Regions from separate parts of the Homo sapiens genome. Here region 1 is linked to region 2. A link is an interaction called in ENCODE POLR2A ChIA-PET data of the cell type or tissue named here. Cell type or tissue: A673. All regions are shown on one strand. Links, peaks and the distances in the headings refer to the core of each region. The heading gives the core; the rest is flanking DNA. Region 1 overlaps UNC13A (unc-13 homolog A). Region 2 holds the start of SLC5A5 (solute carrier family 5 member 5).

What was found. ChIA-PET counts read pairs that join two places held together with the same protein. Peaks named below come from ENCODE experiments on the same cell type or tissue, not always from the same donor. Only the 100,000 strongest peaks of a DNase experiment are listed, where the experiment ranks them.
Region 1: POLR2A ChIA-PET joins it to region 2 with 5 read pairs; 5 of 35 experiments call an interaction of 5 or more read pairs at or near these places.

Annotation. Positions count from the first base shown.
Region 1 is chr19:17,670,129-17,677,230 of GRCh38, forward strand. It overlaps UNC13A (unc-13 homolog A), which reads right to left. Exons shown (of 44, transcript NM_001080421.3): 2 at 5,884-5,913; 3 at 4,529-4,628; 4 at 2,250-2,367. Among named protein-coding and RNA genes, the nearest start is that of UNC13A, 15 kb to the right of the region's middle. RefSeq lists enhancers at 1,808-1,867, 6,955-7,024. In A673, for the core only: no CTCF peak of the experiment used is centred there; a DNase peak (open chromatin) is centred at 1,913.
Region 2 is chr19:17,863,386-17,873,508 of GRCh38, forward strand. It overlaps SLC5A5 (solute carrier family 5 member 5), which reads left to right and starts at 8,560. Exons shown (of 15, transcript NM_000453.3): 1 at 8,560-9,291. The coding sequence starts at 8,935. RefSeq lists enhancers at 1,491-1,630, 5,375-6,028, 6,029-6,682. In A673, for the core only: a CTCF peak has its summit at 7,069 (motif pointing right); no DNase peak of the experiment used is centred there; H3K27me3 peaks cover 2,094 bases.

The DNA of each region.
Region 1 (7,102 bases), core at 704-3,203, 200 kb before region 2:
GTAGAGACGGGGTTTCACCGTGTTAGCCAGGATGGTCTCAATCTCCTGACCTCGTGATCCACCCATCTCGGCCTCCCAAAGTGCTGGGATTACAGGCATGAGCCACCATGCCCGGCCTAATTTAATTTTTTTGAGACAGAGTCTCTCTATCACCCAGGCTGGAGTGCAGTGGCGTGATCTCAGCTCACTGCAACCTCCGCTTCCCAGGCTCAAGTGATTCTCCTAACTCAGCCTCCTGAGCTGCTGGGATTACAGGTACGTGCCAGCACTCCTGGCTAATTTTTTGTATTTTTGAGTAGAGACGGGGTTTCACCATGTTGCCCAGGCTGGTCTGCTGAGCTCAGGCAATCCACCTGCCTCAGCCTCCCAAAGTGCTGGGATTACAGGTGTGAGCCACCATGCCCAGCCAAGGCTTCCTTTTAGACTCGCTTACCTAGATTGTTGCAACCATTTCGTCCCTCTGCATTCATTCATTCAAAAACAAACACTCACTGGCCAGGTGCGGTGACTCACACCTGTAATCCCAGCACTTTGCGAGGCCAAGGTGGGCGGATCACTTGAGGTCAGGAGTTCAAGACCAGCCTGGCCAACATGGCGAAACCCCATCTCTACTAAAAATGCAAAAATTAGTTGGGTGTGGTGGCAGGCCCCTGTAATCCCAGCTACTCAGGAGGTTGAGGCAGGAGAATCACTTAAGCCAGGGAGGCAGAGGTTGCAGTGAGCCAAGATTGTGCCATTGCACTCCAGCCTGGGTGACAGAGTGAGACTCCATCTCACAGTAAAATAAAATAAAATAAAATAAAATAAAATAAAATAAAATAAAATAAAATAAAATGACAAAAACGAACAAACAAAAAACAGTCCCCAGTCCCTCCTCTATGCCTGGTTCATATTGGGTGATGCCAGGGTCCCCAAGAGGCCCAGCCATCATCACCCTGGCTCCTGAGAGCCCATAGCCCTTGGAAACAGGGCTGGACACAGGCACCCCCAGCCCCATGAGGTCATAGCCCAGAGGGAGGAAGGAGGGCTAAAGGATCTAGAGAGAAGTCAGAGAGGGCTTCCTGGAGGTGGGCACATGGGAATTTAGAAGGTGATGGAAAGGAGGACACTTGAAGCTCAGGGAACACACTATGCAAAGGTTCAGAGGGTGGAATCTGGGAGGGGTAGAGGTTAGAGTGTGGGGGGAGATGAGGCTAGTGGGCAGGTGCCATCTGAAGGGCCTCCCAAGGCAGATGGACAGGGGAGGACAGATCAGAGCTCCAGCTAATAAGGCCTTCCTGGGGTCAGCATGGAGAGGTTGAGACTTGAGGTTAGGAGGCCAGGGATTGGGCTGTGGGGACAGATGAATAGACATGACCACGGCCTGGCATGGTGGCTCGCACCTGTAATACCAGCACTTTGGGAGGCTGAGGTGGGTGGATTGCTTGAGCCCAGGAGTTCGAAACCAGCCTGGGCAACATGGCAAAACCCTGTCTCTATTAAAAATACAAAAAAAATAAGGGGGGCCTGGTGGCATGCACCTGCAGTCCCAGCTACTCAGGAGGCTGAGGTGGGAGGATCACTTGAGCCTGGGAAGTCGAGGCTGCAGTGGGCCATGATCATGCCAATGCACTCCAGCCTGGGCAACAGAGTGAGACCCTGTCTCAAAAATAAATAATTAAATAAAAAATAGACATCACTACTACCTGCTGACAATGATGCACAGGCTGAGGGGCCAGGGTTGTTACCTAGCACCTTCTTATGAGTTGGTGTAAGCTTCCTGCTGCTGCCCATCTGGGACACAAAATGCTAATTGCCTATATTATCCCTTTTCTCCTTCCAAGGTAATACATTTTTAGCTGTGCCTAGGGAAGCACAGCCCAGGACTACATTTTCCAGCCTAGGACTACATTTCCCAGAATCCCTTGCAGCAAGGTGTTGGCCACATGTCTAAGTTCTGGCCAATGAGATGTGCATGAACCACCCCCCTCCCCCACCACCAGCACCTTTCGGTGGTTGGAATGAAGATGCAATGGTGAGCCTAAAGCAGCCATTTGGGGCCACAAGGTGGAAGCCACATGGAGAGAGAGGCAGAGCAAGATGGAAGGTGTATAGGCTCTAGTGACTTTGGAAGGTTCGTGGCAATCCCAAGTGTCTACATTGATGTTGTCAGGGGATAGGAGATAAATGCCCATCTTGTTTAGTCCACTGGTCTCTGGGCTTCTGCAAGGCACTCCTCCTTCTTCACCCTCAGGCCACCCGCCACTCACCTCATTGGACTGGCGGATGGTCCTCAGTGGGATCCACACAGTGCCCACCATTGTGTCCCAGATGAGACCCTTATTCCACACCTCCACCGTCAGTCCCAAATCCAGACGGTTAATCTCGCTGCAGAAAAAGGAGAGGGGGCGTCGAGGGAGCAGGAGGGAGGAAACGGGGGCCCAGGGAGTTTAGTTGATTCGCCTGAGAACACACAGCATACTGCAATTCAAACCTAGGCCTGGGAGTGTCCTAGGTGGTAGGGTAACATGGTGGTTCTCATTTTATAGAGGGGAAACTGAGGCCAGTGGGGGAAGTTAAGAGCTCGGGGTATCACAAAAGAACCAGGATTCAAAGCCGGGAAGGATGGCGTGGGGACAGATGTTACACATCGCCTGCACCTTCATCTTTCTGAGCCCTTCCTTGGGCCCTCCAACACTGACCATGCTGGGTAAGTGAGGAAGAGGCTCAAATACCCTCCATAGCTCCCTTTACCTACAGGATAAGGACATTCGGGTCACCTCTGTCCTTCCCAGTGTCATCCCCATCTAATGATGTGAGGACACGATCCCACCTCAAAGCACTTTCCCTGCAGGCCTCGCCCTAGACATATGTGAATTCGGGGGAGCAGGAAACTTGGTGAAATGTGAGATTCACTGAATTTACAGTTTACCAAAGATTTATCTTAAGAAATATATTTTTAAAATATGGCCAACCACGGTGGCTCACGCCTGTAATCCCAGCACTTTGGGAGGCCGAGATGGGCGGATCACCTGAGGTTGGGAATTTAAGACCAGCCTGACCAACATGGAGAAACCCCATCTCCACTAAAAATACAAAATTAGCCGGGCGTGGTGGTGCATGTCTGTAATTCCAGCTACTCGGGAGGCTGAGGCAGGAGAATTGCTTGAACCCAGGAGGCGGAGGTTGCGGTGAGCCGAGATCACGCCATTGCACTCCAGCCTGGGCAACAAAAGCAAAACTCAGTCTCAAAAAAAAAAAAAAAAGTATATATATATCTGATATATATATCTGTTGGCTGGGATTGGTGGCTCCTGGCTCATGCCTATAATCCCAGCACTTTGGGAGGCCGAGGCGGGTGGATCACCTGAGGTTAAAAGTTCAAGACCAGCCTGGCCAACATGGTGAAACCCGGTCTTTACTAAATACACAAAAATTAGCCGGGCATGGTGGCACGCACATGTAGTCCCAGCTACTCGGGAGGCTAAGGCAGGAGAATAGCTTGAACCCAGGAGGCAGAGGTTGCAGTGAGCCGAGATTGCACCACTACACTCCAGCCTGGGCCACAGAGTGAGGCTCTGTCTCAAAACAAAACAAAAAAAAAAGGAAAAAAATTCCATTGGCCAGGCATGGTGGCTCACATCTATAATCCCAGCACCTTGGGAGGCTGAGGTGGGCGGATCACCTGAGTCCAGGAGTTTGAGACTAGCCTGGCCACCATAGTGAAACACCATCTCTACTTAAAACACAAAAATTAGCCGGGTGTGGTGGCACACGCTTGTAATCCCAGCTAGTTGGGAGGCTGAGGCAGGAGGATCACTTGAACCTGGGAGGTGGAGGTTGAAGTGAGCCGAGATTATGCCACTGTACTCCAGCCTGGGCAACAGAGTGAGGCTCTGCCTCAAAACAAACAAACAAACAAACAAAATTGGTGGCAAGGCCTGGGAAGGCATGATGCCCTGAAATTGTAGCTTGGAGGTAGTGGTCAGGGAGGGCTTCACTGAGGAGGTGACACAAGCTGAGACCTGAAGGAGAAGAGCCAGCTGGGGACAGGAGAGCAAGTGCAAGGGCCCTGGGGCAAGAACAAGCTGGGAAGTGTTGGAGAAAGGGGCAGAGGTGGGTGTGGCTGGGGCAGGTGAGGGAGATAGAGCGAGAACCTGGTGGGAATCACGGGGAAGGCTGTGGGTTTTATTGTGAGGTCGATGAGCCACGGACAAGTTTGGAACATGGGAGCGACAGGATGTGATTTGCAGTTTTAAAAATATCCCCCTGGCTGCCTGGAGGAGAACAGATTGTAGGAGGTGGATGGCACAGGAGGCCAGGGCGGAGGCTGGCGGGCAGCAGGGACTTGGCTGGTGGCTGCGGAGACCAAGGGAAGTGATTGGATTGGGGATGTGTTTTGGAGGTGAAGGTGATAAGGTGGACAGGGGAAGAGGGAGGACAGAGGGGAGTCACCCGGGATTCCCCAGTGTCCAGCTCTGCCCTGAGGGGCCAGCGAGGTGCTGGGCTATGCCAGGGAGTGAGGTCATGCCAGACGCTGCAGACTCACAACATGAAATCCTGCTCCCAGCTGGGCTGGCTGCCCCGCACCGCGATGGTCGTGCTCTTGACATTCTGCACTTTCAGGGTCACGTACGTGTTGAATTTCTCTGTGGCAGTGAGAGTAGGGGTCAGCGCTGGGGCTCAGGGACTCTCCAATGCCCCTTCCCAAGCTCTAGACCATCTGCTGTGATCCCCTCAGGAATTTCTGGGCCACTCACCCCCTAACCCACAACCCCACCCTCAGGGCACAAGGGAGGGGCCTCAGTGTGGGGAGACGTGGAATTTTGGGATACTTCATCCAGCTGCTTCGAAATGACCATGCCATTGGTTTTCAGCTAAAAAGACTGAGGTCCCAGAAAAGGGGAACAAAATTGACTGTAAGAAACCCCCTTTGCAGGCTGGGTGCAGTGGCTCGCGCCTATAATGCCAGCACTTTGGGAGGTCAAGGGGGGAGGATTGCTTGAGCCCAGCAGTTCAAGACCAGCCTGGGCAACTTGGCAAAACCCTATCTCTACTAAAAAATACAAAAAAATAATTAGCTGGGTGCAGTGGTGCACGCCTGTGGTCCCAGCTACTTGGAAGGCTGAGGTGGGAGGATTGCTTGAGCCTGGGAGGTTGAGGCTGTAGTAAAACATGATTGCACCACGGCACTCCAGCCTCAAAAAATAAAAATTTTAAATAAAAATAATAATAATAAAAAGGCAGGGCACGGTAGCTCACGCCTGCAATCCTAGCACTTTGGGAGGCCGAGGCGGGCGGATCATTTAAGGTCAGAAGTTTGAGACCAGCCTGGCCAACATGGCGAAACCCCATCTCTACTAAAAATAAAAAAATTAGCCGGGCGTGGTAGAGGGCGCCTGTAATCCCAGCTACTTGGGAGGCTGAGGCAGGAGAATTGCTTGAACCCAGAGGCAGAGGTTGCAGTGAGCCGAGATCACGCCACTGCACTCCAGCCTGGGCAACAGAAGGAGACTCTGTCTCAAAAAAAAAAAAAAAAGAAGAAGAAGAAAAGAAAGAAACTCCTTTCGCCTCTCTGAGCCTCATTTTTCCCACCTGTAGCCCCATCTAAGAGTCCCCATTCTACCTCTTAGGACCCTGGGAAGAGCCACTGGCTCAGGGCAAGCCCCACCCCTTACAGACTCTCCAAGGATGGCTGGGGAGACCCGGGGACCCCCATACAAACTGCAGGGACCCCAGGCCAATGGCTGCCCCTCCCCCTATTTAATCTTCTGACCCCTCTCCTGATGCTCAGAAGACATAAAGCCCAACTCTAAGTCTGGGCTGGGACCCCCTCCCAGTCTCTCCAAGAGACAGACAGACAGACAGACAACACGGGACAGGACAGCAAGAGAAGCCACTTACCTTGGGCACCATCAAACTTGGCTTTTTTGACTGTGGAGAGAGACAGAGATAGGGAAGGGAGGTGGGGAGAGATGTGGGGAGGAGGAGGCAGAGATACGGAGAGATTCAGAGACACACCAAGATGGAGACATAAGGAGAGAGACACAGAGGAGAGACAGGCAAAGATAAAAAGCAAAAGAGACAGATGTTAAAAAAGAAAGATAGAAGCAATGTCAGAGACAGAGACAAGGGGAGGAGGAGAGGTAGGAAAGAGGAGGCAGGGATGAGAGGGAGAGAGAGAAGCCATCAGACAGATGAGCACAGGCAACCCTAGAATGGAAGGAAATTTGGACCCTGAGAGCATTCCCTGCCCCTCCCTCTCCCTGCATCCCCTGTCCCCATCAAACTCCCCAAGCTCCCAACTAGCTGTGCCTTTACCCACAATTGAACAAGATTAGAAAGAAAGAGCTGGGCAGATGGTGGGAGAGGCCTCCTACAAGAAGCCCTCCAGGATTGCCCCAGAAGAAGAGGGGAAGTTGAGGAGGTGGAGAAGAAGAAGGCGAGGATAAAGACAATCTCTGATGACTCCACCAGCCCCGACAGGTCAGCAAGACCTCTCCCTTGATTGTCCAGCTCAGTCTGCAATGTCAAATGCTCCCAGGGTTTGGGGAAGCCTCAAAGAAGGCTGGGTGAGTTGGGACAAAGCAACCCAGAGAGCTGGCTCTCAAAATGCATGTGGAGGGCGAGGCACGGTGGCTCACACCTATAACCCCAGCACTTTAGGTGGCTGAAGCAGGTGGATCACCTGAGGTCAGGAGTTCAAGACCAGCCTGGCCAACATGGTGAATCCTTGTCTCTACTAAAAATACAAAAATTTGCCAGGTGTGGTGGCAGGCGCCTATAGTCTCAGCTACTTGGGAGGCTGAGGTAGGAGAATCACTTGAACCCAGGAGGCAGAGATTGCAGTGAGCCAAGATCATGCCACTGCACTCCAGCCTGGGCAGCAGAGTGAGATTCTTGTCTCAACAACAACCAAAAGTAATGTACAGGGAGACACTTGGGTCCTGGCTGGAGGGTTGACAGAGATTGTCCAGCCCCACCTGCTTGTGGGAGGTGTAACCTGAATATATGTCAGGCACCCCACTGAGGTCCAGTCTTCTCACATTTCACATAATCTCACAGCCCCAAGAGATTCAAAGCCATGTCGCCCCCTCCTGGCTCTTCTCAACAGGTATTCAGT
Region 2 (10,123 bases), core at 4,650-7,149:
CCTGGGGTGCAGCTGAGCTGCCATTTCTTTGTCCTGGGAGGGGTCTTCAGTGCAAACAAACAAACCCTCACATCCTCCTGTCCTGGAGTGGGCCCTCCAGGCGCCCCCACCCCTGAGCTCCCTCTTGCTTGGTCAGTTCTCAGCCCTGCTGGCAGCCCTGGGCTATGAGCTGCAGGGGTACTGTCTGTCCTGGGCCCTAAATCTGTCCCAACTGCCTTGTGAGACACAGGCCTCCCAGGCTCCCCTGCTGAGTCTGGACCAGGGAGAATCTCCCTAGATAGTGGGGTTGGCGTTCACTCCCTGGGGATTCTCCTAAGTCTCTGGTTCCCAAAGTTTTCAGAGTAGACACAAGTGGGCACCCGAGGGGCGCTCTCTGCTGCTTGGGGGCTGTTTCCCTTTCACTGGTTGGGGGCCTCTTAGATGACGCCCTCATCTTGCCCAAGGAGGTCAAGGACTCACCACAGGTACTCATCTCTGGGAAACTGCCTCAGGCCTGGAAAATTCCAGGCATGACACTAATCCCACCCTGGCTGAGTCCTTCTGTCAGGTGGAGGCTAAGCTGGCATTGGAGAAGTTTGAGACACAGCCAAGAGCTCAGGCTCTGGGAGCCTCCCATCCTTTGTTGCGTGACCTTGGGCAGCCCTGTTCTGGGCCAGCGGCCCTTCTGGGGCTTGCTGTCTTGATCTCAACATCGGGTTCCACATTGATGTGGGAAGTGACGCTGTGCAGGTGCTGGGGTCAGCCTATGGGGCCCTCCTTTGTCCCAGAGAGCCCAGGACCAGGAGGAAGCCAGGACTAGGTAGTAGTTACGGCTTTTTGAAACAGGGTCTTGCTCTGTCGCCCTGGCTAGAGTGCAGTGGAGAGATCGTGGCTTACTGTAGCCTCGACCTCCTGGGCTCAAGTGGTCCTCCTGCCTCAGCCTCCCAAGTAGCTGGGACTACAGGGGCACCACCACACTCAGGGCAAGGACACAGCCTTTCCTCTACCTGTGGAGGAGCTGTGTGGTTTCCAGGAAACCAGGCCTTTTCCAGCCTCACCTGTGGGGTGTTGTAACACCCAGGAACTTGGAGAGGCGCCCAGAACCTGGGCAGGGTCAGCACACAAGCACCCATTCTGCGTAAGACCCAGGCCTGAGGACAGCCCTGTAGACCACAGAACCCCACGGGTCCCGTCCCCAACAACTGGCTCCTTCCCACCCTAGGGCCTTCGCACTTGCCTGGAATACTACAGATTCCCCCAGGCTGGCCTCACTCGAGTTTTACAAACTGCACGTGGGTTCCCGGGACTGGGCTATATTTGATTTCTATCCCCCACTAGTTCTGAGAGGGCAGGGGCTGTGTGTGTCACCCAGTGTATCCAGGAGGGGCTCAACTTTCCATGGTATCCTTTTTGTTTCGTGAAAGCTCTTTACATATGCGGGGCAAAAGCTTGAGAAGAGTCATACATTTTCCCAGGATATCTTTCTTTTTTTGAGACGGAGTCGCGCTTGGTTGCCCATGCTGGAGTGCAGTGGCACAGTCTCAGCTCACTGCAACCTCTGCCTCCCAGGTTCAAGGGATTCTCCTGCCTCAGCCTCCAGAGTAGCTAGAATTACAGGTGCCTGCCACCACGCCTGGCAAATTTTTTGTATTTTTAGTACAGACGGGGTTTCACCATGTGGGCCGGGCTAGTCTGGAACTCGACCTCATGCCACCTGCTTTGGCCTCCCAAAGTGCTGGGATTACAGGTGTGAGCCACCCCGCCTAGCCCAGGATATCTTTTGATGTTCCTTAGAGTATATTGGATGGGGGGTGCTAGCTGGAAATCTTAAAATTTTGCCTGAATTTCATTCATCTTGTGGTTTCTAGTACAAACTCTCCTTTCTCCATAAGGGAATCTTCATACTTAAGTGCCACCCAGAAAAGAAAATACATTTCCTAACCTCCATAGCTATGGCCAGGTGTGGCTCATGGCTGTCATCTCAGCACTTTGGGAGGCTGAGGTAGGAGGATCACTTGAGGCCAGGAGTTTGAGACCAGACTGGTAGACATAGTGAGACCCTGTCTTTACCAAGTAACATTAGCTGGGTGTTGCGGTGCACACCTGTAGTCCCAGCTACACGGGGGCCTGAGGTGTGAGAATCACTTGAGCCTGGAGGTTGAGGCTGCAGTGAACCATGATCATGCCACTGTACTCCAGCCTGGAAACAAGACGAGACCAAACAAAACAAAAATACAGTACTGATGTGCCATTTCTGAGAAAGAACGCCTCTGGCTGGTGTGGACATGATGGCCAGTGCTGCAGCAGTCATTTTGGACTATGAAGAAGCAACACACAGGAGCAGTGAGGGAGAAGGATCTCCGGTACTTGACCCTGTGCAGTGCTGCCCCCGTCCCTGAGGCTTGACCCTTCTACCCCCTTGATTAGAACACGGGGAGGAGACATGAGTCCTGCTTAGGCTGTAATGGAGCTGCTCTGTTAGATGTGACCTTACCTTACCTTGAGCTGGGCCTGAAGCAGGGCGTGGCACTGTGGACTCAGGCCGTAACTGCCTGGAAGTCCCTGCCCTCTCTGAGCCATTTCTTCCTGTATAAAGTGAGGGCGGTGATCCCTCCAGGCTGCAGGGCAGGCGAGGTGATATTAGGTGAGTTGGAGGATGAGAGATCAGGAGAGTGGAAGGCTCACGGCCCCACCAAAGCCCACTGCATACCCTCATCTCCACCTCAGTCCCCTCCCTGTGCCTTGGAGCCCCTCCAGGGCTTCAACCACGTGGCAGCAGCCTGGGAACCACTTGGGAGAGCTCTGCCCCAACCAGCTGAGACATGGAGGCCAATCCCATTATTGAGGGGCCATTGACAGGATGAATGTGCTCCCAGATCACTAGCCTGCACCTATTCACCTACCTTGGCACACTCAGCCTCTCATAAATGTGCCCAGAAGCCCCTCTACCACCGAATTCCCCCACCCCCTGCCAAACCCCATCCTTCCATTCAGTCAGATTCCTCCACCATCCAACCAGCTACCTGTCCATCCATTCGTCCACTCAATCCACCCACCCCATCCATTCATCCTTCCACTCATCCACCTACCCATCCATCCATCCACCCAACCATCCAGCCATCCATCCAGCTATCCACCCACCCACCCATCCATCAACTCACCCATCCATCCATCCACCCATCTATCCATCCATCCATCTACCCACCCACCCATCCACCCACCTGCCCATCAACCCACCCACCCATCTATCCATCCATCCATCCATTCACCCATTCAACCACCCACCAGTCGATACATACATCCATTTATCCATCCATCCATCTATCCACCCACCCATCCATCCATTTACACATCCTCCCATCTGTCATGTCAAATCCTCTACCCAAACTCCACGCGCCCACCCCCACCCCACACACACCATCCCTTTGTTGCAGCCTCAATTGTCCTTGAGTCCCTACTTTGTGCAGGGGCCTGCGTTAATTCCGGTGTGGGTGATTGAAGGAATAGACAGACCCTGGTTCTTTCTCAGGAGGGAGAGGAACAGTCACAACCCCATGCAGAGGCTGGGCGTGGTGGTGGTGTGCCCATAGTCCCAGCTACTTGGGAGTCTGAGGCAGGAGGATCACTTGAGCCCAGAAGGTTGAAGTTGCAGTGAGCCGTAACCTCTCCACTGCACTCCAGCCTGGGCAACAGAGCGAGCCCCTGTCTCAGAAAAACAAATAGAAAAAATAAGCAAACAAAAAGAACTGCCCCTGGCTGTTGAGAGAAGGTACAAGACCAACCAGAGCAAAAGCCCTGGGTCTGGGCAGAAATGGATCCTTTCACGTGGCTGTGAGTGGGGCCAATAAGGCAGAGGCTGGCCAGCGAGAACCTGGATGTCCGCTGGGGTCTGGAGCAGGACAGGTCCTACCCGGGCTCACCCAGTTAACCCAAGGATAAGCAAGGGCAGGAATCCAGGAACTCCTCCCACCTCCTCAGGTGCTGAGGCGCTCCTGGGTCTCGTTCCTGGGCTTGTCAAGGTGCCAGGTGTCACCTCAGTAGGGCCGTGATCCCTGGGGGAGCGACATTCAAAGCCTCCCCTCCCTGACCCGCCCTGCACTTCTGCTCCTGAGTCAGAACCAGTGGGGACAAAGGCAGTGCCAAAGCAGGACAGACGAGTAGGGACCCCAAGAGACCCCAGCCCCAGTTCCTGCAACCAAGAGAGACTATATGAGAATCACAGAATCTGAGACTCACAGTTGAGTCTCAGGACTTAGAATTATGGAATCTTTTTTTTTTTTTTTTTTTTTTTGAGATGGAGTTTCACTCTTGCTGCCCAGGTTGGAGTGCAATGGCATGATCTTAGCTTACTGCAACCTCTGCCTCTTGGGTTCAAGCGATTCTCCTGCTTCAGCCTCCCGAGTAGCTGGGATTACACATGCCTGCCACCATGCCTGGCTAGTTTTTTGTGTTTTTAGTAGACACGGGGTTTCTTCATGTTGGCCAGGGTGGGCTTGAACTCCTGACTTCAGATGATCCACCTGCCTGGGCCTCCAAAAGTGTTGGGATTACAAGCGTGAGCACCGTGCCCAGTCGAATTGTGGAATCTTACAGACAGCAGCAGCAACAAGGAAGAATAGTTTGCATTTATTTATTTTTTTAGAGACAGGGTCTTCTTCTGTCGCCCAGGCTAAAGTGCAGTGGCGCAATCACCGCTCACTGCAGCCTCAACCTCCCCAGCTCAACCAATCCTTCTGCTTCAGCCTCCTAAGTAGCTGGGACCACAGGTGCACACCACCAAACTCGGCTAACTTTTAAAAATTTTTGGCTGGGCATGGTGGCTCACACCTGTAGTCCTAGCACTTTGGGAGGCAGAGGTGGGTGGATCATGTGAGGTCAGGAGTTCGAGACCAGCCTGGCCAACATGGTGAAACCCCTTCTCTACTAAAAATACAACAAACAAACAAACAAACAAAATTGTAGAGTTGGGGTCTCACTATATTGTTCAGGCTGGTCTCCAACTCCTAGCCTCCAGCCATCTTCCTGGCTTGGCCTCCCAAAGTGCTGAGATTACAGGCATGAGCCACCGAAACTGGCCTTTTTGCACTTGTTGAGTGCAGAGTTGAAGTTCAAGGACAGATTCTGGCTCCCCATGGCGTGGGTTCAAATCCCACTGTCACTCCTAGCTCACAGAAGGGGAATTGATGTCCAGGGCCACCCAGCAGGTCGTGCTGCAGTCACAGCAGCTCACAACTTCTCACCCCAACCCCTGCTGCATCTCCCAGGGAACCAAGGGGCAGGGGACAGCGCCCCGACACTGCCACCACTCTCCCATTCCTGCACATTCTGCTCACATTGTCTGCCGCGGCCTTGGGCCCTTCCTAACTCACATCCTGGGGTCCTGCTGCCCGCTTCTGTCATTGGAATCACAGTCAAGGAAGGTGTGACCTGATTCTCCCCACTCTGCTGCTTTTCCTCTCCAGGCTCACAATTCCCTCCGCTAGGGCAGGAGATGGTCCTGCACACTCTGCAGGGGCCTTCACTCCAGGCCTCCTTAGGAATTCCAAAGTGCTTTCCAAATCCACCCCCCTCCCCCCACTCGGCAGCCACCCCACTCCCGCCACTTGGATATGACCCATTTTTCAGAATCTAGAAATCTCATCAGACTCCTCACCTGCTCCAAACTCTCCTACAGTTCCCCAGCACCCTCAGAACAAAATCCACACCCCTTCCGGAGGCCCAGAAGATACCCCGTGATTGTCTGTCTCTGCTCAACCTGTATCCAGGCTGGAATTCACTGGTGTGATCACTGCTCACTGCAGCCTTGACCTCCCGGGCTCTGGCGATCCTCCCACCTCAGCCTCCCAAAGTGCTGGGATTATAAGTGTGAGCCACAGTGCCCAGCTGAAATCAGTATTTATCTGCTGGTGAGGTCAGGGCCATCACCACCCTGGGGTGGGTCCACCTGGATCATGCTGTGTCCCCAGCACCTGCCGGAGGGCCCTGCACACAGTATGCACTCAATGAACCGGCCTCAGCCCAGGCCTCTGGCCGCAGCCTGGACCCCACGGTGGGAAGAAGAGAAGCTATGCCTTCCCAGAACTTCCCTGGAGAGAAGGGGTCCATTTACATGTATTTGCACAATTTGCATATGTTTACATTGGTCGGCAGGGCTTTGCAAGTAGGGGATCCCGCTCGGATCTCCCATTGATTGATTGATTGATTGATTGAGACAGTCTCGCTCTGTCGCCAGGCTGGAGTGCAGTGGCACGATCTCGGCTCACTGCAACCTCCGCCTCCCGGGTTCAAGCGATTCTCCTGCCTCAGTCTCCCGAGTAGCTGGGACTACAGGCGCGTGCCATCACGCCCGGCTAATTTTTGTATTTTTAGTAGAGACGGGGTTTCACCACGTTGGCCTGGATGGTCTCGATTTCCTGACCTCGTGATCCGCCCGCGTCGGCCCCCCAAAGTGCTAGGATTACAGGCGTGAGCCACCGCGCCCAGCCTTGATTTTTATTTATTTATTTGTTTATTTATTTATTTTTTGAGACGGAATCTCTCTCTGTCGCCCAGGCTGGAGTGAAGTGGCGCGATCTCGGCTCACTGCAACCTCCACCTCCCGGGCTCAAGCGATTCTCCCGCCTCAGCCTCCCAAGTAGCTGGGATTACAGGCGGCCGCCACCACGCCCGGCTAATTCTTGTATTTTTAGTAGAGACGGGGTTTCACCATGTTGGCCAGACTGGTCTTGAACGGATCTCAAGAGACCCGTCCGCCTCGGCCCCCCAAAGTGCTGGGATTACAGGAGTGAGACACCGCACCCGGCCGGATCTCCCCTTTTCCAACGGGGTTTCCAGGAGGATGCCTGACCAGGGTGGAAGGAGAAAGAACTAGGTGCCTAACCCACTCTCCTGGCGAGGGCAGGAGGTACGCTCCAGCCGGCAACAGGTGCCCGCGTAGCCGCCGCAGTGTCACAGCCCCGGGGGAGGGACAGGTCCACCCTGCACAGCAGAGAGGGAGCAAGAGGACTGTCCGGGGGTTACGTGGGGACGCGTTGAGAAACGCTGGACCCAGCTGGAGCGGCCAGGGCAGAGGGTAGGCCAGAGGAGGCCACCAGGGAGCAGCAGAGGCTGGCGAGAAGCGCTCAAAAGCCCTTTTTTTTTTTTTTTTTTTTTTTTTGGAGACGGGGTCTTGCTGTGCTGCCCAGGCTGGAGTGCTGTGCAGTTCTCGACCACAGCTCATTGCAGCCTCGAACTTCCACGCTCAAGCGATCCTCCCACTTCAGCCTCCTGAGTAGCTGGGATTACAGGCATGTGCCACCACGCCTCGCTAATATTTGTATTTTTCATACAGACAAGATCTCACTATGTTGCTCAGGGTAGTCTCGAATTCTGGGACTCAAATGATCCTCCCACTTCAGCCTCCCAAAGTGCTGGGATTACAGGCATAAGCCATCATGCCCGGCCTCTGACGCTGTTTCTTTCAACCCCCAGGATTTCAGATTCCACCAGCTTATGGAGAAGGGAACCAAGTTTGAGATGCGTGATTGCCCAGAAAGTTGGAGGCTGAGCTGAGACTTGAACCCAGAGACCAGAACCTCCAGAGGTCAAAGTCCTCCTGGGTCCCCCAGAGAAGGGCCCTGAGATGACAGCTCGTTGGTCCTCATGGAAGCGTGACCCCCCCAGTAGACTTTCTCCCACACCCAACCTTGGTTTCCTCATCTATATGATAGGGACAAGCCAGACTCTACCTCCCTGGTGGTCATGGTCTCCGCTTATTCGGGTTCATAACCTTAAAGGCCCCTCGCACCACCTCAGTGAGCCATTTATGCCTGGCACAGGGCCAACTCTCAGTGCATATCTGCAAAGGAACCAATGAATGAATGAATGAAGTGACAAATGAATAAAGGAATAAATGAATGAGGCACTTATCATGTACCAGGCTTTCGTTACCACGTCCCATTTATTCCTCTGAGGCAGGGTCTATTTTATCCTTGTTACAGATGGGGAAACTAAGGCCCAGGGAGGAGCAAAGTCTTCCCCAAGTATGTACCCACTCAGAACTTGAGCTCTGAATGTCTCCCACCCAGCTTAGCCCAAGAGCGGGGTTCAGTGATGCCCACCCCCTAAGGCTCTAGAGAAAGGGGGTAGGCCCACATGCCAGTTTGGGGGTGGTAAAGCCAGGTAAGTTTTCTTTATGGGTCCCCTGAAACCCTGAAAGTGAACCCCAGTCCTGCATGAAAGTGAGCTCCCCATAGCTCAAGGTATTCAAGCACAATACGGCTTTGAGTGCTGAAGCAGGCTGTGCAGGCTTGGATAGTGACATGCCCTCTCTGAGCCTCAATTTCCCCACCTGTCAACAGCAGACAGTGACAGCTGTGATCAGGGGATCACAGTGCATGGGGATGGGTGGGTGCATGGGGATGGAGGGGCATTTGGGAGCCCTCCCCGATACCACCCCCTGCAGCCACCCAGATAGCCTGTCCTGGCCTGTCTGTCCCAGTCCAGGGCTGAAAGGGTGCGGGTCCTGCCCGCCCCTAGGTCTGGAGGCGGAGTCGCGGTGACCCGGGAGCCCAATAAATCTGCAACCCACAATCACGAGCTGCTCCCGTAAGCCCCAAGGCGACCTCCAGCTGTCAGCGCTGAGCACAGCGCCCAGGGAGAGGGACAGACAGCCGGCTGCATGGGACAGCGGAACCCAGAGTGAGAGGGGAGGTGGCAGGACAGACAGACAGCAGGGGCGGACGCAGAGACAGACAGCGGGGACAGGGAGGCCGACACGGACATCGACAGCCCATAGATTCCTAACCCAGGGAGCCCCGGCCCCTCTCGCCGCTTCCCACCCCAGACGGAGCGGGGACAGGCTGCCGAGCATCCTCCCACCCGCCCTCCCCGTCCTGCCTCCTCGGCCCCTGCCAGCTTCCCCCGCTTGAGCACGCAGGGCGTCCGAGGACGCGCTGGGCCTCCGCACCCGCCCTCATGGAGGCCGTGGAGACCGGGGAACGGCCCACCTTCGGAGCCTGGGACTACGGGGTCTTTGCCCTCATGCTCCTGGTGTCCACTGGCATCGGGCTGTGGGTCGGGCTGGCTCGGGGCGGGCAGCGCAGCGCTGAGGACTTCTTCACCGGGGGCCGGCGCCTGGCGGCCCTGCCCGTGGGCCTGTCGCTGTCTGCCAGCTTCATGTCGGCCGTGCAGGTGCTGGGCGTGCCGTCGGAGGCCTATCGCTATGGCCTCAAGTTCCTCTGGATGTGCCTGGGCCAGCTTCTGAACTCGGTCCTCACCGCCCTGCTCTTCATGCCCGTCTTCTACCGCCTGGGCCTCACCAGCACCTACGAGGTACCGGACAGAGGCCCGGGGGTAGGACCTGCCCCACTGGCAGTGCTGGGACCCCGTGTGGGGGAGGCGCTGGGGCTTTGGGCCGCTGTACAGGAGGACGCGGATGGCACCTCGGTGCTTTAACGGAAGGGGCCCCTAGGCAGACACGTGGGGAGGGTTCTAGGAAGAGGCCCCAGGCGCCCGGCGAGGGGCAGGAAGGAGGAAGAGAGAGCCTGGCGTCCTGCTCCTTCGGTGGAAGCGCGCGCGGGGCGGGGCCCGGCTCGACCAGGTGTGTCCTCACGGGTGGACACACACCTGCCCCCCACCTGCCCGGGCGTGCAGACCCACGTGTGCGCGCTAGAGGGGACTGCTGACGGCTCCGGGGTTCGAAACCTGGCTTCACTGCTTTCTTGTATCTTGGGCAAGGGGCGTGCCTCTCTGTTTGGGTTTCCCAGCTGTCCAATGGGCGAATTACAGGACCTCCCTCCAGGGGAGAGGGTAAAGCGATTAAAATCGTGACCGGGGCCCGGTGCGGTGGCTCACGCCTGTAATCCCAGCACTTTGGGAGGCCAAAGCATGCAGATCACCTGAGGTCAGGAGTTCAAGACCAGCCTGGCCAACATGGCGAAACCCCGTCTCTACTAAAAATACAAAAATTAGCCGGATGTGGTGGTGGGCACCTGTAATCCCAGCTACTTGGGAGGCTAAGACAGGAGAATTGCTTGAACCCGGGAGGTTGCAGTGAGCCGATATCGCGTCACTGCACTCCAGCCTGGGCGACAGAGCGAGACTCTTGTCTCAAAGGAAAAAAAAATATTGTGGCAGGGCGCAGTGGCTCACGCCTGTAATCCCA